Regions from separate parts of the Mus musculus genome. Here region 2 is linked to region 1. Evidence: chromatin contacts called from ENCODE Hi-C or POLR2A ChIA-PET data. All regions are on one chromosome and are shown on one strand. Each heading gives the region's core, a stretch centred on a gene start or an enhancer-like site at or near the end of the contact. The rest is flanking DNA. Distances are from core to core; before and after follow the strand shown. Region 1 holds the start of Hipk1 (homeodomain interacting protein kinase 1). Region 2 holds the start of Ptpn22 (protein tyrosine phosphatase, non-receptor type 22 (lymphoid)).

Evidence for each region. A loop is a pair of places that touch in the nucleus more often than their neighbours do. ChIA-PET counts read pairs that join two places held with the same protein, here RNA polymerase II (POLR2A).
Region 2: a loop to region 1 is called in a map of T-helper 17 cell, with 2.1 times the contacts of the local background. The contact joins the promoter of Ptpn22 here to the promoter of Hipk1 in region 1. A Hi-C loop is called at or near these places in 1 of 37 maps with a recorded cell type or tissue (T-helper 17 cell). POLR2A ChIA-PET finds 5 or more read pairs at or near these places in 3 of 5 experiments (Patski and embryonic stem cell).

Annotation. Positions count from the first base shown.
Region 1 is chr3:103,789,007-103,794,306 of GRCm38, forward strand. Hipk1 (homeodomain interacting protein kinase 1) reads right to left here and starts at 2,269. Exons shown (of 16, transcript NM_010432.2): 1 at 1,989-2,269.
Region 2 is chr3:103,857,716-103,863,015 of GRCm38, forward strand. It overlaps Ptpn22 (protein tyrosine phosphatase, non-receptor type 22 (lymphoid)), which reads left to right and starts at 2,562. Exons shown (of 21, transcript NM_008979.2): 1 at 2,562-2,775. The coding sequence starts at 2,689.

The sequences.
Region 1 (5,300 bases), core at 1,019-3,518:
ATTACAAAAGAACCAATTAAAATACAAAGCTAACACGCTGCACAAGTTCCGAGTGTAAGTTCACAGGCAGGTCTGGCTCACTGATCGCTACCAACAAAGCATTGCTAGTTCTGTGCTTATAAAAACAAAAACAAAAAAGGAATGAATTCTGTTTTCCAGAGAAATGTCAACTCTGATTTTTTTTCCTTTCAGGAGGAAGATCTGGTTTGATTTTAAATCTCATTACTGATCAACTTGCTCTAAAATCTGTAAACTACAATGTCCAGAGATCAACTGTTCAGGACGCTATCAAAAAAACGACCTGCCAACCAGCGCCAACATTTTTGTCAGCTGCTTTACCGGTTTGGCAGCCTCTAGCTTCAATCTCAAAAACTTTACCGAAATATTCTTCAAACCAAGAAGAGTATCTTTTTTCGTTTGTTCGGTTGGTTGGTTTGGTTTTTTGAGACAGGGTTTCTCTGTGTAGCCCTGGCTGTTCTGGAACTCACTCTGTAGACCCAGGCTGGCCTTGAACTCACAGAGATGCTCCTGCCTCTGCCTCTGGAGTGCTGGCATTAAAGGTGTGTGCTGCCAAGGAGAGTATCTAAAAGACTCCATCACATTGCAACACTGAGTCCTGAGAAAATTGCATGCAAAGTCTTAAAATAACCAGTTGAATAACAGTGATGAGGTAAAATGAGTCGTTAGGTTTTTAAATGTTTTACAGGAAGCTTTAGGCTTTTAACTGAGCAACCCCCACCCCCAAAAAAAATTGGCAATGGTTTGCATTCTCTATCATCTTAACCAAAAAAAAAACAAAAAAAAACAAAAAAAACAAAATCTTACAGACCATGAATCAAAAATAGCTTTACACAAACAAGAGCAAAATTGTAGGTTTTGCTGAGGCCATCCGCCACTTAATTTAACCCCACTCCGTCTACAGCAGGAAGCCATGCTGCTGTTTTCATCAGTTACTAGGAAACAAGATAAAGAGCGGACTGGGGCAACGGAGTCTACATTTGAAACTCTTGTTTGTGGCTGCACTACACTACTGAGAATTCTCAAAGTGTCACCAAAGAGACAAGAATGCGCATCTTATGAGTATCCACAACTGAGTCACTGGTTATGTAGAGAAAAGATTCACTTACTGGAGCTTGCCCCCACCCCCTCTCCGGCTTCCCGTTCCAGTACCCATTCCCAAACAGGAAAGAAAACGCGCCCAGCATAAACACACAGGCCATTGCTCACGGTTCGTCACCACAACAAACTGGAGGTTAGACCAACGCTCCTAGAGACCAAGTTTTTAGGTCTCGGTTGCCAAGCACAAAAGGGGGACGCTGCCCTACAGAGCTGTTTATAGTGTGGGTCCTACCCAAAGGCTTTTGGTTGTTTCCATCTTTTAATGTTTTGGATTTTGTTGTTCTTGGCTTTAAAGGCGACGACGGACTGCAAAAGTTTAGACCTCTAGCTTTGCCTTGCAGAGATAAACATATAGGTGGGCTGGTCCCCACACAGCGTTACCACCATCACAAATTACATACTCAAAGACTACAGAACATGAACCAAGAGAACAGAAAAGCTTCCATACCAGCCCGACCACCACGATTTACTCTAGATGCGGTTTCCCGGTCCCCAAAGGCACCAATACGCCCAAACTACAGCTACAGGGAGTGGGGTGACATGCACACGCACAAGCACAAGAACCTGCCACCGCAGTCCGCGGTTGGGGTGGAGATCTGTACGGTGGGGAGATGCCAGACGGACCCCTGTCACCTGAGGACAACACGATCTGGAGGGAAAGGCAGGAGGCAGGGGGAGCTGCCCATTTTCTCCGGCACGCAGTCGCGCCTGGCCGCTCGCGACCAGGCGCCTAGGGCCGCGCGGGGCCTGGCGAGAGAGGCACCCCAAGCAAGCCGGCTACCCAAGGGAGTCTGCGGCTCGCTCCGTCCCACCTCGGGGCGCCGACTCCCAAAGTCCACGACCCCAGCCCCTCGCCGAGCCTGACTCACCGCCGGTGTGTGTAGTTCTCAGCCTCGAGTCGGGGCCGCCGCGAGGAGGCGGCGGAGGAGAGGCGATCCGGGGCCCCGCAGCCGGGTCATCATACCCCCCGCACGAGCCGGCCCCGGCCCCGGCCCCCGCCCCCCGGAGCCGTCCCCGCGCCCGTCCTGCGGCCGGAGCCTCGCCAGCCTCCCGCCTGCCCTGCCACCCGGCCCCTTCCCGCCGCCGCCGCCTCAGCGCCGAGCGCTCCCGCCTCGGCCTCCCCTGCGGTCCGGGGCCACGGCCCGGCCCTTCGCTCCGCAGCCGCCGTTGTCACCAGACCCGACAAGTGGAGCCCCGAGCGACCGCCTCCATCCCGCCGGCCCCGCCTCGCCGGAACCATTCAGCCACCTAGCGCCATGACACCTACTGAGGCGGAAGTGCGGAGGAGCGGGAGGGCTGAGATCACTGCATCTTGCCCCGGGCCGCGGGTGTGGGTGGGCCTCCGTGGGGAGCCAGCGTGGACAGTGTGTGGGGACCGGTTTCCCAGTCCTCTCCGCACAGCAGTCTCCGAGGTCGTTTAACCGGCGTTTGGTGGCGGTCGGGTTTCTTACAGTTAGATGTCATCTCAGCTAGTGTGACATCACCCCAAACCAGTGTGATTTTCCCCCAACATCCCAATCACATCCCAGCGATTGGGCAGCGCAGGGAGACATTGACTACCTGGGGATGACTCTGAGGGTTTAGAATTCTCAGTTTTTACTTAAATTGTTTGCTGCCATGTCGATTTCAGGGCAGCATAAGGGATTTAGATGCCTCCCTGTGCTGAAGCGCTCCCACCGTAGAATCTGTTAGGAAATAAAATATCCGAACTCAGCTCCTCCATGCATGCAGTAAACAAAAATTGTCTTACCTCCACGAAGGGTAGAAAGGCGGTGGATTCCGGAAAGTGGACCTGGCATAATGTTTAAGAAAAATGACCCTGAAAACTAGGTTATCTTAGTAGACAGTTGCCAACTCAGCCTCAAGAGATTCTGTGGGACTTGATATGCCTTCCGCGCTGTAAAATGTTGGTTCTTAAAATGAGAAACATTTCTTGGAGTCGAGTATTTATAAGAGTAAGGTAGGATGGTACGTGCCTTTAAACCCAGGATTCATGCCTTTAAACCCAAGATTCTGGAAGGAGAGGCAGATGGATCTCTTGTGAGTTTGTCAACTTGATCTACATAGAGAGGCCCTACCTAAAAGAAAGAGGAGTGCCGGGCAGTGGTGGCGCACGCCTTTAATCCCAGCACTTGGGAGGCAGAGACAGGCGGGATTTCTGAGTTCGAGGCCAGCCTGGTCTACAGAGTGAGTTCCAGGACAGCCAGGGCTACACAGAGAAACCCTGTCTCTGAAAACCAAAAAAAAAAAAAAAAAAAAAAAAGAAAGAGGAGGAGATGGAAAATGTGTTCTTTCTTACAAGAACAGTCTGAACCCCTAACTGACTATCCACCACCATAGATTTTTACCTGTGTCCTGTGAGCAGAGAGCAGGTCTAGGAGAGGCCTTTCTATCAGTTATATTTTTCAGTCCTCACTCATACATCCATGATTTCTTTGGATCTTCACCTAACAAAATGTTTTCTAGGCTATCCTATCATACCTTTTAAGGAAAGTCGTTTGAGTTTCTCCTCTTAACATTGGGAATGGGGAGGAAGTTCATTTCCCTGGAGAGCCAGGGTTAGCAAAATGTTCAATCCCACAGGACAGATTCCCTTGCATATTTTCACAGAAACTTCCTTTCTTGAGTGTTTAGAGAACATAAAGTCCTCATGTTGGGCTGGCCCTGGAAATACCAAGACACAGAATGAATGAACATGCCTGCTTAGATAGCCAAGAAAAAGGCCTGGTGTTAAACAGATCTGCTTAACAAACAAGCTTTAGTTATGAATTGCTCATTTTGCCCTACCTCACCAGAACTCTATGACTGGCTTTTCATTTACTCTCAAGTTATGTCTCTTTTGTGTTTGAAAACATCTCAGATGTTACATGTCAGAGCCTTTCCTGATTGACTCCTGCATTCTCACTCAGCCCTGTCACCTACCTGTTTATTTGTACCAGCTCTTCATATAATTAGTCTCTGTTTTCGTTGTTCTTGACTTGTTTTTTTTTTTTTTCAATCTGTCTCAGTCTTCAGGGAATGTTTAAAAGTGTAGTATTTTTTTCCTCTCTAATGTCATTCACTCATTCGTCCAACAAACTGCTTTATGCCAGACACTCCCTAGATACCAGTTCAGATGAAAGATGAGTAGGATGTAGTCTTCTCCCCCCCCCCCAGAGTTTTCAATCCAGTGAGGAAAAATGCCACACAAATATACATGACTTGAATAATGGAGTCAGAGAAGACCATCAGAGAAGAAAATATCTAAGCATGTTTCAGTCAACAAAGCTTCAAAGTTTAGTGCTGCATAGTCTGTTTTCCATTCAACAAATCTATAGAGTATCTCCTATGTGCGGGACATTGCTGGAAATTAAGGAGGAAACAGCACAGCCTATACACTAAAGGAACTAACTGGATGCAGGATTGGTAAGGCAGGTAGACTCAAGAGTTTTGAAAAGCAGAGGCTTGATCAGAGGAGCAGGACATGGTAGTGGGAAGGTCAGTGAGTGGAGAAAGGGGCAGAACAAGTACTTCCTCTCTCAGACAAGAGCGAGCAGCTGGAGAAGGACTGGGGCTGTGGTCAGTGCTGCAGGTACAAAGTTACTTTTAGTCAGTCCTGGTAGCACAGGCCTGTAATCCCAGCACTTGGGAGGGAGAGACAGGAAGATCTGGATTTCAAGGCCAGCCTGAGCTACTTGAGACTTAGTCTCAAAAACTAAATTTTTTTTTAAAGTCACTTCCCAAGAAGCAGAGACAAGATAATCTCTGTGGATTTGAGCCAAGCCTGGTCTACATAGAAAGTTCCAAGCCAGCTAGATCTACAAAGTGAGATCCAGTTTCAAAAGAGCACAAAAAAGAACTTTGACTTCTATTCTGAGCAAATGCCTTTAGAGGATTTCAGCAGAGAACTAGTGTGGTTTGAAATAAGTTGTGCGAGACTGTGTGTTTGGGGAGCAGACAGGAGCAAGGGAGGAAGCGGGGTGAGTGCTTAGGAGATGCCCGCAGTGGCTCAGAGAAGACACAAAGGTTTCTTGGACAAGGGTGGTAGAGGTGAAATGGTAAGAGCAGGGAGATTTAAGATTGTCTCTAGAGTTCACAGAATTTGCTAGCTGTTTGGGTGGGAAGGGGAATGAAAGAGAAAGGACAAAATTCTTGCCCGATGGCTGGCACACACCTTTAACACTGGCACTCAGGGTGCAGAG
Region 2 (5,300 bases), core at 1,312-3,811, 69 kb after region 1:
GACACCTACATCACCCCTCCCCACCCCAAAACCCAGGGAGCACTCCCAGAGAAGGGACAGAGAGAGATTATTTATTAACTTTTTCTTTTAACTTTTCTTTTGTTTTGAGACAGAATTTTACTGTGTAGATCAGGCTGGTCTTAAAACTCACAGAAATCTGCCTGCCTCTGTCTCCTGAGTGCCAGGATTTAAAGGCCTATCTTTCCAGTGTAAAGGCAGGCGAAGGCGGTTGAAGAGGTGGGGAATGCTAATCTCTAAGTGGGACTTGGGTGTTACACTCTTGAGCTCATGGAAGCTGTGCCACTCGTAGAGGATCCACACAAACTTGAGTTTGTGTCAACTCAACACTCTGTCGCGGAGGGTAAGGGATTCATGGAGTCCCACCCCAGCCTGAAGATCTCTATGCCGGTAATGGTTGGCAGGGAAGGGAGAGAAGTCATCTTCAGTGTGAGACTCTGGTAAGCTATGCATGCTCCCCTAAACTACCCTAATGAAGCTCACTGGGATTGAAAACTAAAAAAGACATGAAAGTGGGAGGCAGGAGATGGTTGGCAAGAGGAGAGGGGTTAGGTGTGAAGAGAAGAGAGGGTAAGACTGAATGCGTAGTGTAATCGGAATGCATTAACTACAATATGAAAATGTCATGTAATCCATTATGTGTGACTAATGTATGATAATAATGTTCCTCTTTCTATTTTTATGGCCTACACACACACACACACACACACACACACACACACACACACACACACACACTTAAATCTAGATTCTCTGTTTAAGGGGAAAAAACATGTAATACTTGCCTTTCTGAGTCTGGCTTAAATTTCATATTTTCATATAATTTTATTTATAGTTAACTTAGGATTTTTAAAGTATTTAACTTTTGAGACAGTGTCTTGCTATATATAGTTCAGATAGGCCTGCACTTTGTAACCATTCTCCTATCTGAGCCTCCTCAGTGCTAGTGTTACAAGTATATTCCATTATACCCTGAAGAATGTTGTATTCTTTTTAAAAATAAAGCTTCCCCATATTTTGTATGTTTTAAAATAGTCAAATATTGCATCATTTAGAGTAGCAAGAAATTTCCTGTTGTTGCTAGACAAGGATAATCTCAGAGATTTGTTTTAGTCTCAGGAAATATTGCTGAAGAATTATGGTTCATTTTAATTTGTGTGAACTACATTTGAAATTCTTTATGTGAAATACTAACTTCAAATTGCCTGCCAAGGGTTCAATGAAGAGGGTGCAGCGTGTTTTGTGTTCAAAATCATGATTTTCTGAAGGGAGTTTGAATAGTGTAAAACCAGAAAGGGTTGCTAATATCTTAATAGAGGAAGTCCAAACTACACCTTTCCCAGTTTTTTTTTTTAACTTGAAACTAATTTTGTAACATTCTGTTTACTGAACTTCCTCATTTGCAAGGGTTTTCACACTGAATTAGATCTTGAGTGGATTTGTGCCCATCGAAGAGAGGATTTATGCAAACGGAGATGTGGAAGCATTCTCTGGAATAACCTGCCTTGTTAAGGCACTGATACCACAGATGTGGACGGCTCCCTGAAACGCGATCTTTTCTGAGATAGGCTCTGTAGGATCAAAATGTCAACATGTCTTCATGAATTCTTCAGCCTCTTTCATTCTTCCTCCCTCCCCTTCTGAGAGAGAGAGAGAGAGAGAGAGAGAGAGCGCTCACTTTGTTTCTCAGGTGTCTCAAACTCTGAGACTCAAGTGATCTTGCAGCTGGGGACAGTCCTGAGGAGCTGGGACTGCACCACCTCTCCTCAATTCTCTCCAGACAGGCTGACCTAGATAGAATCTGTATGGTTCTCAGCAAGCAATATTTTAGCTTTAGTTCCGTTTTGTCCTTTCGCTGTTTGCTAGCAGTGCGTTCTGGGGATATTGTGCTAACTGCCTCCCCGGTGCTTCCCATCCTGTGTAGAGCTGTACTCTCAGTGTTTGCAAAGCTACTGGAGGTCTGAAGAAGTACAGAGACCAACACTTCCCTTAATGAGGGCCAGTACTTCCCCAGTCACGGGTGAGATGGACCATCAGAAGCAGTGGACTTTGCTTCCTCTAAAAGAAAAACGTGAGGTTTATAATGGAAGCTTGACAAATTCTGAAACAAAATGCCCGCTTGATGAGCAGAGGTCTGCCATGATCATATCTATAGGAGACTTTGGGGATAATGGTCCGGGTCGGAGATAGGTAACTCCAGTGTTTGTCTCCTCTCCTGCAGCAGGGCATAGGTGGGCGTCACCCAGGCCTTTCTGCTCACTGGGATGTGAAAAGCTGAACTCACAGGTTAGTGCTGTACTTTCTGCCTTTCTTCTGGGAATGGAAGAACTGAGTGCTGTCTGAGACTGACAGCGTGGAACAGTCTCTGAGCTAAGCAGACCACAGTTTGTGTTCTGGTTAGCCTCTTGTTTGTTACATTTGAACAGTAGCCAAGTTTCTTTGTTGAGAAAGGAAGGCGCTAGGGCCCTGCAGGGAGATGATGGCTTTGTTGTGTGACCACAGAAGCTAGTTTTGTACTAATTTCCTCTAGGGCTTGTGATGAAGTCAGTAAACCACAGCCTCCAGCACGCTGTGCTCCTGCAGCAGCAGTGGCTTCTTGGTGCTGCCTTGGCCATGACACATATTTGACATGCCCTCCCTTAACCTACTCACAGACTCTTGCTCTGCGGCATGGACCAAAGAGAAATTCTGCAGCAACTACTGAAAGAAGCCCAGAAAAAGAAACTCAACAGTGAGGAGTTTGCCAGTGAATTTCTGGTGAGTTCTGGAATGCTCTGAAGAGTTCTTAGATAAACTGTGTAGCAGTCTGTGGTGGCCCAGTTTGCCTAGACGCAATTGCTGTAGGGATAACACGACCATGGAGTTTGGAGTGGAAGGGAGGAAGGCGACCTAAGAACATAACCTCTCTGGGCTTTGTTGTGTCTGTGCTCAGGGTTTTCTCCAGGTAGGCTGGTTTTAATGTTGGGTTTGCTTGTTCTTTTGAGCTTAATGGTCCTACAGAAGGTATAGACAGGTGTATGGATATTAATGCTTTCTGAACATCTGCAGAAAGCATTTGCATTGTGACATATGCTTCAGATTACTAATAAGAGTAGCTTTTCATGTTACGTGTTATTTTTAGCTTCCCTATAGGCTATCATTGGGATAACAGGGGTTTGAAAAACACCAAAAACTCTCATTTTGCCACTTTTTCTCCTATCCCTTTGAAAACAAGTTGATTATTAGAATAGGCATTTTCCTTTTTAACAATAGCTGGGCTTCTTTAACTTATATTGTCTGGAGAAGTGGGCTAGGGAGAGTGGGGAGTAGAGACACGTGAGAGACATGGAGAGCAAGGTAGCCTGGGAGCAGGTGGACTTGATTATCCAGAACTCAAATCCACTTAGAGGGAGCCATAGTTAACAGTGTAACAAAAGCTGGGCGGCCCATTTTCCATCCCTGTCAGGCACATCAGATAACATGGTATTTGACACACCTGTCATGCTTTTGGTTTTTGCTTAGTGTTTGTTTGTTTGTTTGTTTGTTTGTATCAGTATGTAGCTCTGTCTGGCCTAGAGCTCACTATGTAGATCAGGTTTGGCCTTGAACTTAAAAGATCCTCCTGCCTCTGCCTCACTGGGATCAAAGGCATGTACGACCACACCAACCTGCTGTGTTCTAAAAGCTTCTAATTGGTATTTCAGAACTGTAAGAATGTTAAGCCTTAGCCCTTCAGCTTTGAATTGAGAAAAATAAAGAACATCGACATGGTCATCATTCAAATTATCAAATATTTAACGTGTTCCCAAATCACCCTAACTCTTTGTTTTCTAGGTTAAAAAAATGAGGATAATAATTTATGTCCTATCTATCTCATTTTGGATTATTGTGATGATTATATCATTAATTATAATAATTAAATGAGAACAAGGTGTTTTGGAGGCACCCAGAGACCCAGTTACTTGGAAGGCTGAGGTGGGTTAAATCTTGAGTTCAAGGCTCGCCCAGGCGACTGAGAGGGACCGTGTCTCAGAAAAGGGATCATTTAGGAGCACTTACTATGTACCAACTTTGTTTCTTCACACTAAGATACAATAGTAAACAAAATGTCTTTGCCTTCCAGAACTAGCGTTCTGGCACCAGATATTAGAAGAGAAAACTATCCATGATGTTTTCACTGAACAGATATCACTATTAGATAGCACAGCAGGCTAGTATATAGTGGCCCAACTTTGAGGCTAAGATATTATGCCAGCTTATGGTGTCACTTAAATATTTTCTTTCTGCCACAAGTTCTCAGGGTAGTTTAGGCACAGGGTAGAGTTGCCTATGTGTCTACTTAGATCCAAGCATGCCTTTTGACTGTATCACTGAGACATTCTTAAGGCAATTTATTAAGATATAGAGGGGACGTGAGCTGAGAGGTAGTGACATCTTTGTCTTACTTGGGTTGTATTTTTCAAAACAGAGCAGACTATATCTCTAATATTTTAACCACTCGTAGAGGTCGTTATAGTCTCTTACCAAACTGGCTGCCACCTCCTGACTGCTTTCTCTGTTTCTAGCCTTGTCCCACCTTAATTTTCTTAGACAAGGACTCACTATGTAGCCATAGCTGGGCTGGAACTCACTGTATAGACGAGACTAGCCTTGAACTCAGAGATCCACCTTCTGTTTCCTGAGTGCTGAGATGAAAGGTGTACAATGGTGTACACCACCATGCCAGGCTCCAAAGTGCTCTTTTAATTACATAAATCTGGTCATATTTTTCTCAGCTTAAGAACTTTTTTATAGCTTGTATTTTGTTAGCTGCTTATAATTGTGAACTAAAATATATATTTAGAAAAACTACACAAAACATGTGAATATAGTTATAAAGGAACCAGTGCTAATGCGGTTACTGCACAGATCAAAAAATATAGCACTGTCTAACTTGGAGAGATTCCCTACTGTCCCTTCCACAACTGGCCTCTCCACCCACCCACCCCACCCCACCCCACCCCATTCCTCCACCCCATCCCACCCGGGTAAATCACTGTCCTGGGTTTATATTAATCATCTCCTTGCCCTTCTGGCTCCTTATACTTAAGAACCTTCTTTTGGGTGGTGATTAAGTGGAACCTCACTGTTCACTGACTCACGTCCTCCAGTGGAAAAACAAGAGTTTCACCCTCAGCCCCACCTAAAGGTTCAACTGAGACACCAGAAAAATAGCTTTGGGAGAGGAGCTGTTGGCCCAGGGAAATACTGCCATCCAACTGGAAGGTTTCCACTTGACTTCTGCCCACAGTCCACCTGAAGTT